2 separate regions of the Homo sapiens genome follow, and region 2 is linked to region 1. A link is an interaction called in ENCODE POLR2A ChIA-PET data of the cell type or tissue named here. Cell type or tissue: PC-9. All regions are shown on one strand. Links, peaks and the distances in the headings refer to the core of each region. The heading gives the core; the rest is flanking DNA. Region 1 overlaps SIL1 (SIL1 nucleotide exchange factor). Region 2 overlaps CTNNA1 (catenin alpha 1).

Region 1 (9,738 bases), core at 940-8,939:
TCCCTCCTTCCGTATCTCTCTCCTTTCCTTCCTGTCTTCCTTCCTCTCTTTCTTCCCTCCCTCCTGTGCTGCTGCCATCTGCCCTCAGATATGTGTAGTGACCACTGGGGGCCCCATTTTTCTCTTGCCATGGCTAATCTTGATGGTGTTCGTGAAGTCTGTACACAGAGGTTCATTCAAACCATATGACTAAGATAATTTCTGTAATTTTTGGTAGAGATGGGGTTTCACTGTGTTGGCCAGGCTGGTCTAGAACTCCTGGCCTCAAGTGATCTGCCCGCCTTGGCCTCCCAAAGTGCTGGGATTACAGGTGTGAGCCACCATGCCTGGCTGGGATATATAAGATTCTTGTTTTCCCTGTGGAACATGGTCTGACTTCTCTGTAGTATTTTGGTAAGTGTCCAGATTACTGTCTATGAGATGACTTACTTAAACTTCATGTTTTCAACTCTGATTTGGTAATACAGTCACATGGCTCAAAATTCAAACGGCACCAGAGGATATGAAAAGTATCCTCCACTGTGTCCTTCCACCGTGTCCCTTTGCTACCCTGCTTCCCTGCCTCAAGGCAACCAGTGTTGTCAGTTTCTTCTAGAGATATTTTTCCATGTTAAAGTAAATATTTCCATATATTGTTTTTACATGAAAGGCAGTTTACTGTAGATTCATCATTCTGTAATTTACTTTTTCTGTTTAACTATATAAGTATTTTGTTTGCTTATTTGGTAGAGATACGGTCTCGCTCTCACCCAAGCTAGAGTGCAGGGGTGCAATCATAGCTTAGTGCAGCTTCAACCTCCTGGGCTCAAGCGATCCTCCTGCCTCAGCCTCCCAAGTAGCTGGGACCACAGGTACGTACCACCATGCCTGGCCAATTTAAAAATTTTTTGTAGAGATGGGGTTTCACTGGGTTGGTCAGGCTGGTAGCACTGTATCTTGAATATCATTCTTTATCAGTCCATAAAGAGCTTCTTAGGAGATAGTTTCTTTGCTTTCAATAGTTGTAGAATGACTCAGGTGGAAACTTTTGGGAAAATGCTTACATTGACCTACGTTTAAAAATGACAGTGCTTCAATTAATTAGACTTATTAGTAGGCAAAATTTATTGTTTAAACGAAGGAGGTATTTGATTGTTGTGTCTAAGAAGTGATTACTGATGGTTTTTTAGAGCCAATATGACTCACAAAACATCTTTGATGTTAAGTTTGGAATGCCTATGTCATTAGTTCTGATTGGGAATCTGTGTAATTCAAAATTTTAGTTTAAAATCTGTTAAGGCAATAAAGAAGCCACATGCTGTGTCTCCTTGGCTGCAGCATGTTCCCTCCATTGTGCTGGGACTGTTCTGTAAGAACCAGGTGTACGGGTCTGTGCTAGGCGTACAATGGCCACCAGGAGCTTTGGACTCTGGAGAGGCCCAAATGCTTTGTCTTTACAATTGTAAAAAGTAAAAAGTAAAAAACTTGGCCAGGCGCAGTGTCTCACATCTATAATCCCAACACTTTGGGAGGCTGAGGTGGGCAGATCACCTGAGGTCAGGAGTTTGAGACCAGGCTGGCCAACATGGTGAAACCCTGTCTCTACTAAAAATACAAAATTAGCTGGGCATGGTGGCGCATGCCTGTAATCCCAGCTACTTGGGAGGCAGAGGCAGAATTGCTTGAACCCGGGAGATGGATGTTGCATTGAGCCGAGATCACGCCATTGCACTCTAGCCTGGGTGACAAGAGCAAAACTCTTGTCTCAAAAAATAAAAAGCTCAACTATTTTCATTTTCTCTGTTGAAACCTGCTGACAAGTTAGGCTTGCTTCTAGATCCAGGTGGCCAGCTGGTTGGGCCGTGGCCCTTTCCATGGTCATGCTCCTGGTAAAGAGATTATCCTCAGGGTAGGGGATGAGATGGGTGTAGTAAGAGGGCTCCATTTAGAGTGTTTGCCAGGGCAGTCACTTTAATGCTTCTATGAGAGCCAGGCTATGCAGGAATACAAAAGCCATATATCATGCCCTTTAGAGGAGTGTGAGGGTTTAGACTCCTCAGGGCCAGCTGAAAACTTCTAGAGGTCCTACACATTGAAAAGAATATGGTGCCCTATCTTCCCTGACCTCCCTGCCTTCATGAATAGGTAATGCAAAATAAAAATAATTCTAAATTTTAGGTTAAGTCCTCTGGTCCCAGAATGGATGACTAGTTAGATTTTTTTTTTAATAATGCAATCCCAGCACTGTGGGAGGCCGAGTGGGTAGATCAATTGAGGCCAGGAGTTTGAGACCAGCCTGGCCAACATGGTGAAACCCCATCTGTACCAAAAAAGATACAAAAAGCAACCAAGAGTGGTGGTGTGTGCCTGTAGTCCCAGCTACTTGGGAGGCTGAGGTGGGAGGATCACTTAAGGAGATTACAGTGAGCTGTGATCATGCCACTGCACTCCAGCCTGGGTGACAGAGCCAGGCCCTGTCTCAAAATAAATAAAATAAAATAAAATAAAATAAAATAAAATAAAATAAAATAAAATAATCTATCATAAATAAAACAAAATAGTGCATCAAATATCAAATTGACCCAATTTTTTTTCCCCTCCCATGTTTTAGGTACCTATGTTGTGCCCAAGGACAAATTGAGTCTTTCTGTTGTCTGATCCAATCTCAGGAGTTTCTGATTCTCCTGAGAAGCTGCCCTTTTCCAAGGATTTGGGGGCAGGAATTATTTTACAATGTCAAGAAGTTTGAAGTTAAAATTGTTTTTGTTTATATTTACAAATATCTTTATCTGAACAGAACTTTAAAGTAGCTCTGAAATTTTTCTTCAAGAAATGTATTTTCTTTTTGAGTGTTCCATGATGAAATCAGTCTTAATTTCAGTTCAACTAGTGTGTAAAAACACACAGTGAGTGATTATTAGTCCCCGAAGGAGGCAAGACAGATGGAGCCTAGAATGGAATTGGCTTTATGATTAATTGAATCCTTGAAGAGTTGAATAGAGTTAGAGCTGATTCTGCCCAATCAGTGCCTTGAGAGGGCTGGTGTTGTCCTGCGCCTGGGAGAGGAAAGGGTCACAATAACCCAGATTTATCCTCTATTAAAATGGATTGGATGTATGCACCAGACGGTTCCCATTTTTAAACCATTGATGCAGGATAATTGGAATGGAAACAAACAAGATTAGAACTAGATTACAGGTATTTGTGCAAGTTGCGTCCTAAATCAATCAGAGTCCGTGATTTGTTCAGAGGGTGCATTATCATTAGAGTGAATCATTGAAACTCAGAGACACATCTGGAGCTGTCCAGCCAGGAGGGGAAGCAGGGGAAGGGCAGCAGAGAGCTGCTTGGAGTTGGGAACTAGGTACAACTCCAGAGTGCTTTTCTGTCTTTCTGGGCAGAAATCTTCCAGAGAGAATTTTAATTTAATTTTGCTCTTTTTTCTTTCCAGCAGGGATGCATAATGTATAGGTTTGAAATAACTGCCTCTTTGCTATAGTGAATGGACGCTTTTTTAATGTTTGGATCAAACAGACACCTGGGGTAGCTGCTGCCTGTGGGGACCCTGCAATCCAGAGGGAGGGAAGGGAGAGGGCCTGGCGCTGTAGGTGGACTAGCCATGTTAATCACAAAGTCCATTAGGATGATGGGTGCCCTGCTGCCTTGCCAGGGAGCCTGTTAGTACAGAACATCATCTGTGGAGCTGGAGATTGCAGGGTTTGCCTTCATCAGCGGGCTCTACTTCACTGGCCAGTCGCTGAGGGAGGAAGTCCACGTTCCCGCCCACAGCTCTGCCACCACTTATCTCTAGCCATGGCCATGGGGTGGGAGGTGATGCAAATATGTACAGGGGCCCCTGACTCAGTGTGACTCTGACCTAGTCCTGAACTCAGGAGTCTGGACACATGGGATACAGTCTTGGGTCGACAGTCAGAGAACTGACTTTTAAGCCATCATTTTACTTCTGTGAGACTTTAAGTCTCTGTGAAAACAAGAGCACTAGATATGAGGTTCTTTCTGGCTTGAGAAGTGTGCCCTGAGTTCCTTCCTTCCTGAATTGTATACCCATGCCAAGTCCCTGGCAGCGTGCTGGGTTAGGCCCATAGAAGCTTCACGTGATAGGCAAGTCTCACCCTTACCTTTGAACTACACTGGTTTGTTTCTCTTCATTTTTCCATTTTGAGCTGCCGTGAGTCAGGCTGCAGGCAGCTCATTTACACAGGAGTCAGCCTGAAGGAAGGTGGCTTGAAGTCTACTTTCATTTTGTCATGGGAGGTGTTTTCCTGTGGAATCGCTAATCAGGCAGGTCAAAGGGAACCATAAGGGATCTCACTCATCCCTAGATGGAAACAAGTACAGCAAAGCCATCTCAGAAGGAGACCAAAAACACACAAAAACAACTCCCCTGACAGCATTTCTTAACTCTGGCACTCTCAAAATTGAACATACTTAAAATATCCCCAAGGGATGGAGGTGAGGTTTCTTGGTCCCACATCAGAGCTGGTGAACCAGGGCCCATGCCACACCCTTAGGATGCTATAGAGATAAGAGCTGAGCCCTGCTTCTCTTCTCCCCATGTGCCCACTGCCATGTCCTGCCATTACCTCGGCCCCTCTAGCTGCTCTGGCTGTAGCTTCCACTGCTGCCGTTGTGCCAGGCACAAATGAGTTTAATTTGCCTATTTTGCTGGTGTCCCCTTTGTGAAGAATAGCGCCTGAGAAGCATCTCATCCCCTGTGTCTGATACAGCCTTTGTTCTTATCAGAGGCATCGCCCTGCTTTCCAGCTTAGACTCAGCTGGACCCTTTGCCCACACCCTAGCTTGGGCCCTCAAGAGCAAGAAGTGGTCAGATTTTCCTTCCTGCTTTTGTCTGGGTATAAGGGGATGGTAGGGGTTGGTAATCCCACTTGGGAGGCTATGCCTGATTCTCTAGAGCTCACAGGCCTCAAGAATGCATAAGAGGCTGGGTGCAGTGGCTCATGCCTGTAATCCTAGCACTTTGGGAGGCTAAGGTGGGTGGATCACCTGAGGTCAGGAGTTTGAGACCAGCCTGGCCAACAGGGCAAAACCCAATCTCTACTAAAAATACAAAAATTAGCCAGGCATGGTGGCACATGCCTGTAGTCCCAGCTGTTTGGGAGGCTGAGGCAGGAGAATCGCTTGAACCTAGGAGGCACAGGTTGCAGTGAGCCAAGATCACCCCACTGCACTCCAGCCTGGGTGACAGAGTCTCCAGAGTGAGACTCTGTCTCAAAAAAAAAAAAACAAAAGCAAACAAAAAAAAAAACACCGTAAGAGAGGGAGGGTTGGTGGGATAGTATCAGTCCTGCCTGAGACTAAGTAATCCTTGGCATCCAGGTTCTAAGGAGTTCATTCCTCTTTTGTACTTGAGCCTGGATATTATCTCTCATCTGCCTTGAGTGCTGTTTCTCCTGAAGTCCTGCAAGCACAGCTGCTCTATTCAGTGACAAGAGGACAGACCAGACACTTGAGCCTGCTGGTTATATAAGGTGCAGGAGATCTTATTCAGTGCCTTCCTCAGCCTTTGATTTTTCAGATCTTGATTGGAACCTATCCTCTGCACCAGGATTAGCTACCTTTGCTAATCCCCCGACATAGCCCAGTGTGACAGGAAGCTTTGATTTTAGCCTTCAGGATGACACACACTACTTGTGGCCTCCTGTCCCACCTATCTGCCTGATGCCCAGAGCTGTGGGCAGGGTATGTATCATGGAGATGGCTGGATGAGCTGTTTCCAGCAGAGGAAGCTCTTGTCTAGTGGTGGTTAGGGTCCATCTCTGGGAGGAGGGATGCTCACTTGGCATGTGTCTCACAGAGACTGTGTCTGTCTGCTTGGGCATCACTGTCATTCATGTTCATAGTTTCTGCCAGACGTCACTCTTGGGAGTAGAGTTCTGTGTTGGGGAGGGGTGGAGCGTGGGAGTCCGGGCAGGGTAGAGTGGGTGGTTGGACGGGAATCTCCTTGGACACACATCTGTGTGTCGCATGGGTAAGATTGGACCTGTCCTTTCTCTGCCTCCCTTTGTGTGGCACTCCAGCCTCTGGACTACTAGGTGGGTGTGATTGATTTCTTTTTTCTTTTTTTTTTTTCGAGACAAAATCTCGCTCTGTCGCCCAGGCTGGAGTGCAGTGGCGCGATCTCGGCTCACTGCAAGCTCCTCCGCCCGGGTTCACGCCATTCTCCTGCCTCAGCCTCCCGAGTACCTGGGACTACAGGCATCTGCCACCACGCCTGGCTAATTTTTTGTACTTATAGTAGAGAAAGGCTTTCACCATGTTAGCCAGGATGGTCTCAATCTCCTGACCTCGTGATCCGCCCTCCTCGGCCTCCCAAAGTGCTGGGATGACAGGTGTGAGCCACCGCGCCCGGCCTTTTTTTTTTTTTTTTTTTTTTTTTTTTGAGACAGTGTCTCACTCTGTCACCCAGAATGGAGTGCAGTGGCATGATCTTGGCTCACTGCACCCTCTGCCTTCTGGGTTCAAGTGATTCTCGTGCCTCAGCCCCCCTGAGTTGCTGGGACTAATAGGTGCAAGCCGCCATGCCTGGCTAATTTTTGTATTTTTAGCAGAGATGGTGTTTCACCATGTTGCCCAGGCTGGCCTCGAACTCCTAACCTTAGGTGATCTGCCTGCCTCAGCCTCCCAAAGTGCTGGGATTACAGGCATGAGCCACCACGCCCAACTGGTAGGTGTGATTCTTGATGGCACACAGGAAGAGGAAGACTAAGCCAAGGAGTGGTCATGTCTAAGGGCTTCCCGCCAAGAGGATGCTTTTTGGAATAGTGCTTGATGCCACCCTCCACCCATGGGTGTTTTGTTAAAAGGTTAACTTTGCTAAACATCTGAAAAGAACTATGCTAGGGAAGTTCTGTCCTAGGGAGATGCCATCCAGGGATGCAGAGGGCCGCAGAGACCAGGAGCACCGGCATCCCACTGACTTGTACAGTGACCTTGGCCAAACCCCTTGGCCTCTCCTGCCCTTTACTTGAAGTGGGGAATATTCTCCTGCTCCTGCTGGAGCCATGGAGAGATAGATGAAATTGTCTCTATAAAATGCTCTGATTGTTTTGGAAGAAAAATGTTGTATCACTGCCAGTTGTTGTTGTTATTAACAGTGACACTTAAAAATCGATAGGGCATCGCTCTGAGGAGCTGCAAATACTGCCTGTGGCTGTTTGTTTTCCAATTTATTCTCACCTTTTCCTAATGGAGGGAGGGGCAGATGCTGCCCACCCTGCACACCTTGCTGGTGGTTGGGAGGATTTATCTTGAGGTGATGAGAACAAATGGGGCCGGTGAACTGGACAAATGCATTTGCCAGCTGGGTTTGTTGCCCATGGCAAACATGCTCAGGGAAGCCAGCTCATTTGACAAAAGTTTACTGAATTTCAACTCTGTTACACTCTTAGAGGATAGGAAGATGCATTTGGCATGGTTACTGTCCTCAAAATGTTTAGAGTCTAGACCAAGACATGAAGAATATTTAGAAAAAAGTACCTACAACATGTCAGGCACCGAGCTGAGAGTCACTGCATGCTCTCATTGAATCTGGCCAAGTAAGTACTGTTATGGAGTAAAGACAATTACTATTTCCATTTTATGCATGGAGAAACTGAGGCTTGGGGAGGTTAAGTACTTGCCTAGTGTCGCCCAGCTAGACTGTGTCAGAGCCAAGACATGAACCCAGGCAGCGTGACTTCAAAGCCAGACTTCTAACCACAGTGTGGTGCCAAGTGGTGATAAATGCTGAGAGAGAGAAAAAAAAAAGAGAGAGAGATTGAGAGCACGCGAGAGCAGGCGTGAGCGTGGGAGAGCAAGTGCTTTTCCTACAGGACTGACTTGGGTGAGATTTGCGCATCTGGGACAGAACAGAAACTCCAGTCCCTGCCCATCACTGGCCCACATACAATTTGGGTTCCTGTTGTTTTCTCTGTCCATGAATCATACTGAGCTTCACTCCTTGCCTTTATTTTCATGTGCCATCAGTCAGATCTAATCCCAGGGGGGAATATCCTGGTGCATGTGTATCAGGAGTGGGCAGTGGATAAGAAACTTGATTTCAGTGCCCCACTAGTCCCATGAAATGACTCTCATGAAATACTCCCATATGATCTGGACTCTGGGGAGGATAATTTGGGGACTCTCCCCTCCTTTTTTGTTACATTGGTTCTGATGCCTCCATAGTTGGATTCTCCAGTGGAGTCCTGCATTCACTTGCTCCCTCTTGCCAAGGGATCTTTTGGAGACTGTTGAGAACCTGAGTCACCTCTGAGGCATGAGTGCCATTATCAGCTTGTGGTCCGAGACCCAGAATGCTTCTCACAAGAAATCTCCTTCTTACTGGAGACAGGCACCCAGGGTAAACTTTTTTTTTTTTTTTTTTTTGGAGACAGAGTCTCACTCTGTTGCCCAGGCTAGAGGGCAGTGACGTGATCTTGGCTTGCTGCAACCTCCGCCACCTGGGTTCAAGCGATTCTCCTGCCTCAGCCTCTCAGCCTCTCAAGTAGCTGGGATTACAAGTATGCGCCACCAGAGCCAGCAAATTTTTGTATCTTTTATAGAAATGGGGTTTCTCCATGTTGGCCAGGCTAGTCTCAAACCCCTGACCTCAAGTGATCCGCCTGCCTCGGCCTCCCTAAGTGCTGGGATTACAGGCGAGAGCCACCATACCTGGCCCAGGGTGAACCTCTCATAAGAACATGAGGCTGCCATGGCAGCATTAGACCTGCCACACTGGGAGGAGAGTTTGCCTGTTGTTACCAAGCACAGGAGAGGGACTCTGCCACTGGGGAGGGGGTCAAGCACAGTATTTTTAGCAAGCAATCCTTTACTGTTTATTCAGCCACTTTAAAAATAGATACCACCCTTTCTTTCTAATTGGCACCATTTTTCATCCTCTGTCCTTGCTTTTCATACACTGAGCTGTTCATGAATATTTATTTACATTCCCAGAGGCAACTCCATATATGTGTGTGTGCATGCATGTGCCTCTAAAACTCACTGTGCCCTCCTTCCTTTCCCTCATGAAAAGTGACACAGTGGAAGTCTGGGATGGAAGGGCAAGGGCCCTTGCCTTTGAATACCTTTCTTGATGCTGCAACTGATGAGTTTCCAGACCTCTCTTTTGGACCCCTGCTTGTCTCTTAGGTTACCTCCTTCCCTGCCATGGGACTCATAGACTGGTTGTCCAAACTGTCCACCTTTTTTAGCACTTAGCCAACTTTAAGCACCCATACCACACCTCCAACCTCTTTGCCTGACTAAAATGCCTCCTCTCGGCAGTCAAGTCTAGGATCCCTGAGGTGCTTTGATGAAGCACCCTGGCATGGACATTCAGCTCTTCAGACTTCTTATTTCATTGTTCTTGGCAAAGGCTAGAAGAGGCAAGTTCATAGGCAAAATGTGGAAACAACCCTAATATCTGTCAACTTTATCTTTTGACTTCATCTCTTTTTCCTCAGTATAACCGCTTCCTGTCAGCCATGCTGACACACAGGCCCCTAGCGGTTTTTGTAAAGCAAGAGCCTAGAGCCCCCTTTGGGGGTGTTGCTGTGTGCTGAGGATTCTGGAAAGAACCTCACCCCTGTGACTAGGCCCTTTTGCCTGAGTTGTCCCCATTCCTGAGCCATTGTTCTGTCTTTTGCTCACCCGGGTGGCTGAAAAGACAGGATGACTACCTGAGCATTTCAGTCAGGGAGTTTGTTATTGATGATGCCGTTCACTTCTCAGGAGTGTTGC
Region 2 (9,738 bases), core at 1,180-9,179, 200 kb after region 1:
CTTGGACACAGAGACACAAAAAAAGAAAAGTATATGATAACAAAGGCAGAGACTGGAGTAACATGTCTGCAAGCCAAGGAATGCTAAGAATTGCTGGCAACCACCAGAAGCTAGGAAAGAGGCATCCACAGATTCTTCCTAAGTCCCAACAAGGAATCAAGCCTGCCAACACCTTGATTTCAGATTTCTGGCCTTCAGAATGATGAGAGAATAAATTTCTATTATTCTAAGCCACCAAGCTTGTAATAATTTATGTTATAGAAGCCCTAGGAAACTAATATACCTGCCTAATTAGTACTGTGGAATTCTAATAATTTCATCATTTTCAGTATTAGAAATATTTATCTTCAGCCTGAAAACTGAAAAAATATTTACCATTGAAGGTTATTTGTTCACAAATTCAGAAAACAATTGGAGATGTTATCTCCATCTAAGGCACTGCCCATTTATGGGTACTGCCACAGGGATGAATTTGACATAAGACTCTGGACTATGCAATCTACCATCAGGCACGAAAGATCTATGAAGTTCTCCCAAGGGTTAGTAAAGCACCTGTAAATAGCAGGGCTCGATTTACCTTAGCTGATATCCAATAACCTAAAAAACCTACATCATTGTTGAAATTCTCCGACTGGAAAAGAAACCTAACACACAACTACAGGTTTCAAGGCCGGGCACTGTGGCTCATGCCTGCAATCCCAGCACTCTGGCAGGCCGAGGCAGGCGGATTGTTTGAGCTTGGGAGTTTGAGACCAGCCTGGGCAACTAGTGAAACCCCATCTCTACTAAAAATAAAAACTGCAGGTTTCAAGAAGTTTATCTTCCGTATTTAAAGTCTTCCTTCCACATTTGTAACATAATAAGGACAATTTTTCTAGCATTAATTATTAGTAAACTGTGGATTACCATTTTACTTTTTATCAATTCTGAATTTCCCAAAACATGATTCCTTTATACCCAGATTTATGTCAAGCTCCAACCAGTTCAAATATGCATGGCTGATTTAACATACTATTCTGACACAATAGGACAATTTCTAGAGTATTTTCAGAGTAGGTAGATATTTTTCCATTTTATCACACCCATCTCTTCAGCATGAACTAAAAAGAAGTATTACACAGGATGAAAAGTAAACTTCGGTCCCATTTCTTTCCTATCAATTTGTGTTACAACATTTCTAAGACTTAACTATTACTTGAAATACCCAAGAGAAGTGGATTCAGATTCTCCAGATGTCCCTCTGCAAGCATCTCTCATGATTAAAATGAGCCAGTCCAACTTAATACATCTCCAATAACTAAGTTACTGAGCAACTGGCAAGCATAAGAATGAGAATTAAAATATGAGCCAGTCCAACTTAATACATCTCCAATAACTAAGTAAGTTACTGAGCAATTGGCAAGCATAAGAATGAGAATACTGACCACAAAAAAAATCTTCAAACACTGATTTTCTAGAAAGGCCTGCCTCTCTTTACCTAAAAAGCAGTAATGACCTACCTTGTTTTCGAACATCTTCTACAGCAGCCACAAGCTCCTCCTTGAGAAACTGGCTCTCCTTCGCAATTTTATCCCCCTTCTCCAAGAAATTCTCAGTTGCTTGTTCAACAGATGCAGCCAAAACATGGGCCTTCTTAGAACGACCTCTCTTCTTATTAGAGGGCCCTTTACTATTGGTGTTTACAAGGGTTGTAACCTAAAAGTTTCATTTTTAACATTAAACTGGAGTCAATTAAAATGACAAACTAATATCTTTAAAGACAGCAAGATTAAGTTATTCTTTTAAAAAATCACATGAGATTCCACTGAACATTAACATACAATTCCCCATATTTAAGATATACAGCAATGATGCTATATTTAATTTCCAAAATAATTCAGCTTTCTTAATGTGTACAGAGAATTATTTAACACATATTTTAATTTCTCAAATATGATCATTAGGTTTTTAGTTTGATTTTACAAATTAAAAAATGATTAGAGACAAGTTAGATGTCTCTACTATATGTCACCAAGATGTTCCAGAAAGAGGTTAACAATGAACTTAGCTTTATCTGGAGATCACACTGCCACTGTTTTCAAACTTTGCAAAACATTTTAAGATAATTTGCTTCTGAAGTCTTTTGACAGTTTATTCACACAAATCTCAGCAATTAGTAAAGGTCCCAATAAACGAATGATTGCCCAAAGAAGCCTACAGTGATGACGCTTTATGTCTTAGAACATTACCATCATTAATACACATAATACCAGATTATCTCTAGGTTAAAGATGATGAATATATGTTATAGTGTAAATTTGCCAAACAAGACTCATTTTCTCTCTCTCTCTCTGAATCTCTCACATACAAACAATAGACATACTATTGTAAAACACTAAAAGTACACAGCTAGTTGCTAACAGTTTATGAACTACCCTAACATTGTGACATTTGTAGCATACCAAACCTAAACCCTCAAGTTGAATTACCTGCTAATTAATCCCACACAATGAAAGGTGTGTTAAGCAGAGTGAGAGACCTTAACAATCAAGGATCCAGACTCCACCTTTCTTGGGTTTCCCCTCTGAAGAAAGGTGAAGTATCTGCAAAGCACAAACATTTGCAAAGTTGCACTACATACCATGGACCCGTTACTAGCAATAAGACTGAAGAAAACGACAGCAGCAGCGTTCTCAAGGGTTAACTAAACCCATGCATCAATATTCAAATCATCTAAGAACTGTCACCTAAACTCAAGTACTGGAATTAAGGCTTTGAACTAAATAACCTTGCTCTTATGGTTGTTACCCAGGCCTGTGCTATAGAACCATGTTACAATGTATTTGTGTTTTCAGATTCTTACCTGTGTAACAAGAGGCTCCAACAGTCTCTCAACTGCCAGAGTCCTGATCTCTAGACTTTTAGGATCCCACTTGAAGTTTATGTTGCCTGCATGGACAGCAGTCATTTCTAAATAAGAAACAAAAAGTCAGTCAGGCAAACATCAAACACAAACATGAAATATGTAACAAATCTTCTCCTACTTTGGGACTTTTGCATCAGGAAAGCTATATTCACTATAGATGAAAAAATTCTAACTAGCCTACACATGAAGACCCAGTAAACCTTACAACCTCTTAATATTTAATGATTTCAGGCTTACAAATAGGAGGGGTACTACAAGAGGGCATTCCCAAACACACAGAATGTTTCCCTTTGGGCTTCTCTAGCACCAAGACTTCCTACCTCAGTTCCTACTCACTTTATCTGCCCCACCTTTAGAAACAAGATGAAAAGCTAAAGTGAATGAAAGCTACTTTCTTTTTTTTTTTTTTTTTGAGACAGAGTCTTGCTCTTTCGCCCAGGCTGGAGGGCAGTGGTGGATCTCAGCTCACTGCAAGCTCCGCCTCCTGGGTTCACGCCATTCTCTGGCCTCAGCCTCCCAAGTGGCTGTGACTACAGGGGCCCGCCACCACGCCCGGCTAATTTTTTTGCATTTTTAGTAGAGACGGGGTTTCACCGTGTTAGCCAGGATATGATGGTCTCGATCTCCTGACCTCATGATCCACCTGCCTCGGCCTCCCAAAGTGCTGGGATTATAGGCGTGAGCCACCGCACCCGGCCAAAAGCTACTTTCAAAGACACTGCTTCAAAAACGAATACAGAAGATCCTGATTTTTCCTACTCCACAACATTCATGGTACAGTAGTATCTAAAAGGTATGCTTCACTTCATTTTTTGATGGATTCCTAGAGAAGGACTTGTCTTATTCTATTAAAACATAATGTTTAAATCAGCTGCCCTCTGCACCCACAGCTATTATCACTCATAGCCAGAAGAAATTTCAAATCACACTTAGTCAAATATCACTGTATCAGTGTCAAGAGAAACTTCTGTCAGACAGCGGCTTTAAGAATAGGGAGAAAACATCAACGAAAATAACAGTTAGTCTTTTCTTCTAAAAGTAGTGCCTTCAATTATTAAAGAAAAAAAGAAAAGAAAAGGCATGAAGCTGAGGTAAACACTAATATAAACTTTCTAGACAACAAACTGCTGGTAGACATTTAAAAGCTTAAAGGCTGGGCGTGGTGGCTCACTCCTGTAATCCCAGCACTTTGGGAAGCCAAGGCGGGCAGATCACCTGAGGTCGGGAGTTCGACACCAGCCTGACCAACAAGGATAAACCCTGTCTCTACTAAAAATACAAAATTAGCCAGGCTGGTGGTGCACGCCTGTAATCCCAGCTACTCGGGAGGCTGAGGCAGAAGAATCGCTTGAACCCGGGAGGCAGAGGCTGCAGTGAGCCGAGATTGTGCCATTGCACTCCAGCCTGGGCAACAAGAAAAAAACTCCATCTTAAAAAATAATAATAATAATAAAAATTAAAAAAATAAAATCTTGGCCAGGCGCAGTGGCTCACGCCTGTAATCCCAGCACTTTGGGAGGCTGAGGCGGGCAGATCATGAGGTCAGGAGATTGAGACCATCCTGCCTAACACGGTGAAACCCAGTCTCTACTAAAAATACAAAAAAAAAATTAGCCAGGCGCAGTGGCGGGCACCTGTAGTCCCAGCTACTCGGGAGGCTGAGGCAGGAAAATGGCGTGAACCCCAGAGACGGAGCTTGCAGTAGCAGAGATAGCGCCACTGCAGTCCGGCCTGGGCGAAAGAGCAAGACTCCGTCTCAAAAAAATAAAAAATAAAATAAATAAATAAAATAAAATCTTTAAAAAGTACATTTGTATGACCCAGAAAATCTACTGCTAAAATCTTATTCTAAAGTTAAGGAACATGTAAAAACTGGGATACAATGATGTTCACAACACTGCTTTATATAAACATTAAAAGTTATAAATTACCTAAATTTCAAACAACAGATCACTCAATAAATTATGTAACAATGACACAACGGGCTACAATGTTACTCTTAAAAACAATGTTGGCAAATTAAAAAACAAAACAACCAGCCTGGCCAACATAGTGAAACCCCGTCTCTATTAAAACTACAAAAATTAGTCCAGTGTGGTGGTACACGCCCGTAATCCCAGCTGCTCAGGAGGCTGAGGCAGGAAAACCACTTGAACCTGGGAGGTGGAGGTTGCAGTGAGCCAAGATCGCACCACTGCACTCCAGCCTGGGCAACAGAGCAAGCTCTTGTCTCAAAAAAAAAACAAAAACAAAAAAAAACCAGTGTTATCAGTGCCCAAGTATTTATTTCTATTAAATACCATTTGCATGGTGGTTCATGCCTGTGATACCAGCACTTTGGAAGGCCAAGGCAGGAGGATCACTTAAGCCCAGGAGTTTGAGACCAGCCTGGGCCACACAGAGAGATCCCATTTCTACTTATTTTTTTTTTAAAAAACGGACCATTTCCCATTAATAGAAACCAAAGTTCCAGGTCTGAAGCACTGTATTGTGCGGAAAGGGGACAAGACTAACAAGATCATATCAAAAGACACAGGAAGCAAGGGCTCCCATCAGCCAAATTTAGGACAACTATCAAAGAGAATAATGACTGTAACTGTCTGTAACTAAATAATTAAATAAATATCCTTAAGACCATAGGGATCCTCAAAAGAAAGGGTATGGGGAGGGAATTTCTTTACCATGAATCTAGAATAGAATTAGAAAATGACCATCTTGCAACCCCCACTGGTAAAAACTGATCCAGCCAAGGATTAGCAATGAATGTCAAAACTACTGGGTGAAAACTGGCCAGGCATGGTGGTTCATGCTTGTAATTCCAGCACTTAGGGAGGCCAAAGTGGGTGGATCACCTGAGGTCAGGAGTTCGAGACCAGCCTGGCCAATGTGGTGAAACCCTCTCTCTACTAAAAATACAAAAATTAGCCAGGCGTAGTGGCGGTTGCTTGTGATCGCAGCTACTCATGAGGCTGAGCCAGGAGAATCGCTGGAACCTGGGAGGCAGAGGTTGCAATGAGCCGAGATCATGCCACTGCACTCCAGCCTAGGCAACAGAGCAAGATTCCATCTCAAAAAAAAAACGTAACTTTGAACTAGATCCCTCATAAAAGACTACCAACCACTGCCTTCTTCAGAGAGCTTTAGTGGAGATTAGATAGAACAAAGTATGATCCATTGACTAATGCATGAGTCCATGCTAATATGAATAAAGAAGGAAAAGTTCTTCCAAACAATAGGAAACAAACTAATAAATGTAGAAAGAACAATGTATTTAGAAAAATCAGCATTCAGGAACCATAATATTAATTGCCTCAGGCAAGAATCAAAGAATGCTAACCAAGTAGATTAGCATTCAGTTTCTCAGTAGCGTGATCTAGTGTCATAGTAACTCCCAACAGATTATTTATTTATGACAGATGGGGGAAATAGTAACTTCACAGTCCAGAAACCTGAGATGCCACCTTAACCAAGTAATCAAAATTACTGTCCCTAATAAGGACACAAACCCACATCACGTATCTCCTAACACGATGCACTGAGAAGGATACAACATCACCTCTGTGTTATTTCGCCTGAAAATTACATAACCTCAACTAGTCATGAGGCAACATCAAATTCAAAGCGTGAGACGATCTACAAAATAACTGGCTGTAGTCTTGAAAAATGTCAAAGCAGCCGGGCGCGGAGGCTCACGTCTGTAATCCCAGCACTTTGGGAGGCCAAGGCGGGTGGATCACGAGTTCAGGAGATCGAAACCATCCTGGTCAACACTGTGAAACCCCGTCTCTACTAAAAATACCAAAAAATTAGCCGGGCGTGGTGGCGGTCGCCTGTAGTCCCAGCTACTCGGGAGGCTGAGGCAGGAGAATGGCATGAACCTGGGGGAGCAGAACTTGCAGTGAGTGGAGATGGTGCCACTGCACTCCTGCCTGGGCCACAGAGCAAGACTCTGTTTAAAAAAAAAAAAAAAAAAAAAAAGACAGATTAAGAAACATTTCCCCTCCCCCTCTCCCTCCTCCCCCTCTCCCTCCTCCCCCTCTCCCTCCTCCCCCTCTCCCTCCTCTCCCTCTCCCTCCTCTCCCTCTCCCTCTCCCCACGGTCTCCCTCTCCCTCTCTTTCCACGGTCTCCCACTGATGCCGAGCTGAAGCTGGACTGTACTGCTGCCATCTCAGCTCGCTGCAGCCTCCCTGCCTGATTCTCCTGCCTCAGCCTGCCGAGTGCCTGTGATTGCAGGCGCGCACCGCCATGCCTGACTGGTTTTTGTATTTTTTTGGTGGAGACGGGGTTTCACTGTGTTAGCCGGGCTGGTCTCCAGCTCCTAACCGCGAGTGATCCGCCAGCCTCGGCCTCCAGAGGTGCCGGGATTGCAGACGGAGTCTGGTTCACTCAGTGCTCAATGGTGCCCAGGCTGGAGTGCAGTGGCGTGATCTCGGCTCGCTACAACCTCCACCTCCCAGCCGCCTGCCTTGGCCTCCCAAAGTGCCGAGATTGCAGCCTCTGCCCGGCCGCCACCCCGTCTGGGAAGTGAGGAGCGTCTCTGCCTGGCCGCCCATCGTCTGGGACGTGAGGAGCCCCTCTGCCTGGCTGCCCAGTCTGGAAAGTGAGGAGCGTCTCTGCCCGGCCGCCATCCCATCTAGGAAGTGAGGAGCGCCTCTTCCCGGCCGCCATCCCATCTAGGAAGTGAGGAGCGTCTCTGCCCGGCCGCCCATCGTCTGAGATGTGGGGAGCGCCTCTGCCCCGCCGCCCCGTCTGGGATGTGAGGAGCGCCTCTACCCGGCCGCGACCCCGTCTGGGAGGTGAGGAGCGTCTCTGCCCAGCCGCCCCGTCTGAGAAGTGAGGAGACCCTCCGCCTGGCAACCGCCCCATATGAGAAGTGAGGAGCCCCTCCGCCCGGCAGCCACCCCGTCTGGGAAGTGAGGAGCGTCTCTGCCCGGCAGCCACCCCATCCGGGAGGGAGGTGGGGGGTCAGCCCCCGCCAGGCCAGCCGCCCCGTCCGGGAGGGAGGTGGGGGAGTCAGCCCCCCGCCCGGCCAGCCGCCCCGTCCGGGAGGGAGGTGGGGGGGTCAGCCCCCTGCCCGGCCAGCCGCCCCGCCCGGGAGGGAGGTGGGGGAGTCAGCCCCCCCGCCCGGCCAGCCGCCCCGTCCGGGAGGGAGGTGGGGGGGTCAGCCCCCCGCCTGGCCAGCCGCCCCGTCCGGGAGGTGAGGGGCGCTTCTGCCCGGCCGCCCCTACTGGGAAGTGAGGAGCCCCTCTGCCCGGCCAGCCGCCCCGTCCGGGAGGGAGGTGGGGGGGTCAGCCCCCCGCCCGGCCAGCCGCCCCGTCCGGGAGGTGAGGGGCGCCTCTGCCCGGCCGCTCCTACTGGGAAGTGAGGAACCCCTCTGCTCGGCCACCACCCCGTCTGGGAGGTGTGCCCAGCAGCTCATTGAGAACGGGCCATGATGACGATGGCGGTTTTGTGGAATAGAAAAGGGGGGAAAGGCGGGCAAAGGATTGATAAATCGGATGGTTGCCGTGTCTGTGTAGAAAGAGGCAGACACGGGAGACTTTTCATTTTGTTCTGTACTAAGAAAAATTATTCTGCCTTGTGATCCTGTTGATCGGTGACCTTACCCCCAACCCTGTGCTCTCTGAAACATGTGGTGTGTCCACTCAGGGTTGAATGGATTGAGGTGGTGCAAGATGTGCTTTGTTGAACAGATGCTTGAAGGCAGCATGCTCGTTAAGAGTCATCACCACTCCCTAATCTCAAGTACCCAGGGACACAAACACTGCGGAAGGCCGCAGGGTCCTCTGCATAGGAAAACCAGAGACCTTTGTTCACTTGTTTATCTGCTGACCCTCCCTCCACTGTTGTCCTGTGACCCTGCCAAATCCCCCTCTGTGAGAAACACCCAAGAATGATCAATAAAAAAAAAAAAAAAAAAAAAAAAGAAACATTTCCAGAGGCCGGGCATGGTGGCTCACACCTGTAATCCCAGCACTTTGGAAGGCCAAGGCAGGTGGATCATGAGGTCAGGAGATCGAGACCATCCTGCCTAACACGGTGAAACCCCGTCTCTACTAAAAATACAAAAAAAAAATTAGCCAGGTGTGGTGGCAGGTGCCTGTAGTCCCAGCTACTTAGAAGGCTAAAACAAGAGAATGGCATGAACCTGGGAGGCGGAGGTTGCAGTGAACCGAGATCGCGCCACTGCACTCCAGCCTGGGCGGACAGAGCAAGACTCCGACTCAAAAAAAAAAAAAAAAAAAAAAAAAGAAATATTTCCAGATTAAAGGAGGCTAAAGAGACTTAAACACAGTGATTCTGGACTGAAATTGTGTTGAGAAAGGGAAAAACATTGAGACAATTGACAAAATTTGACTATGGGTACTGAATTAAACAGTAGCATTGTATCAATGTTAAATTTCTGAATTTTCATCATTATACTGTCATTATACTGTCATCAAATCTAGAATCACTAGAGATAGGGGTGCCAAAAGGAACCTGCATTTGCCTAATCTGGTAACACAGAATGCCTGTGTCCCAGTCATCTGTTTCATTGAAGGTAGATGAATTTGCTGTCTACATTCATGTGACGTCAGGCCTACACTTTGGTTTTTAAAGGTTATTTGTCCACTCAACTGATCAACCCAAGTCAGTGAACCTTAGGAAATGGAATGCTCTAGATTGCTAAAGGTTTGACAACAGCTCAACCAAATGTCATCAAATGTCACAGATAAGACATTTCAGAAGAACTATTTGCCCTATGGATCCTACATATCCTAGCATTCCAGAGATACTGCATTAACACAAACAAAACACAGAACCTTCCAGGGTTGCAAAGGGAGAGAGCCAA

The links. Peaks named below come from ENCODE experiments on the same cell type or tissue, not always from the same donor. Only the 100,000 strongest peaks of a DNase experiment are listed, where the experiment ranks them.
Region 2: POLR2A ChIA-PET joins it to region 1 with 18 read pairs; 5 of 35 experiments call an interaction of 5 or more read pairs at or near these places.

Annotation. Positions count from the first base shown.
Region 1 is chr5:138,979,861-138,989,598 of GRCh38, reverse strand. The region is part of intron 7 of SIL1 (SIL1 nucleotide exchange factor); the gene reads left to right. Among named protein-coding and RNA genes, the nearest start is that of LRRTM2, 110 kb to the right of the region's middle. In PC-9, for the core only: no CTCF peak of the experiment used is centred there; a DNase peak (open chromatin) is centred at 4,138; H3K27ac peaks cover 706 bases.
Region 2 is chr5:138,775,134-138,784,871 of GRCh38, reverse strand. CTNNA1 (catenin alpha 1) reads right to left here. Exons shown (of 18, transcript NM_001903.5): 2 at 2,843-2,949; 3 at 1,500-1,695. The coding sequence starts at 2,947. Among named protein-coding and RNA genes, the nearest start is that of CTNNA1-AS1, 26 kb to the right of the region's middle. In PC-9, for the core only: no CTCF peak of the experiment used is centred there; no DNase peak of the experiment used is centred there; H3K27ac peaks cover 764 bases.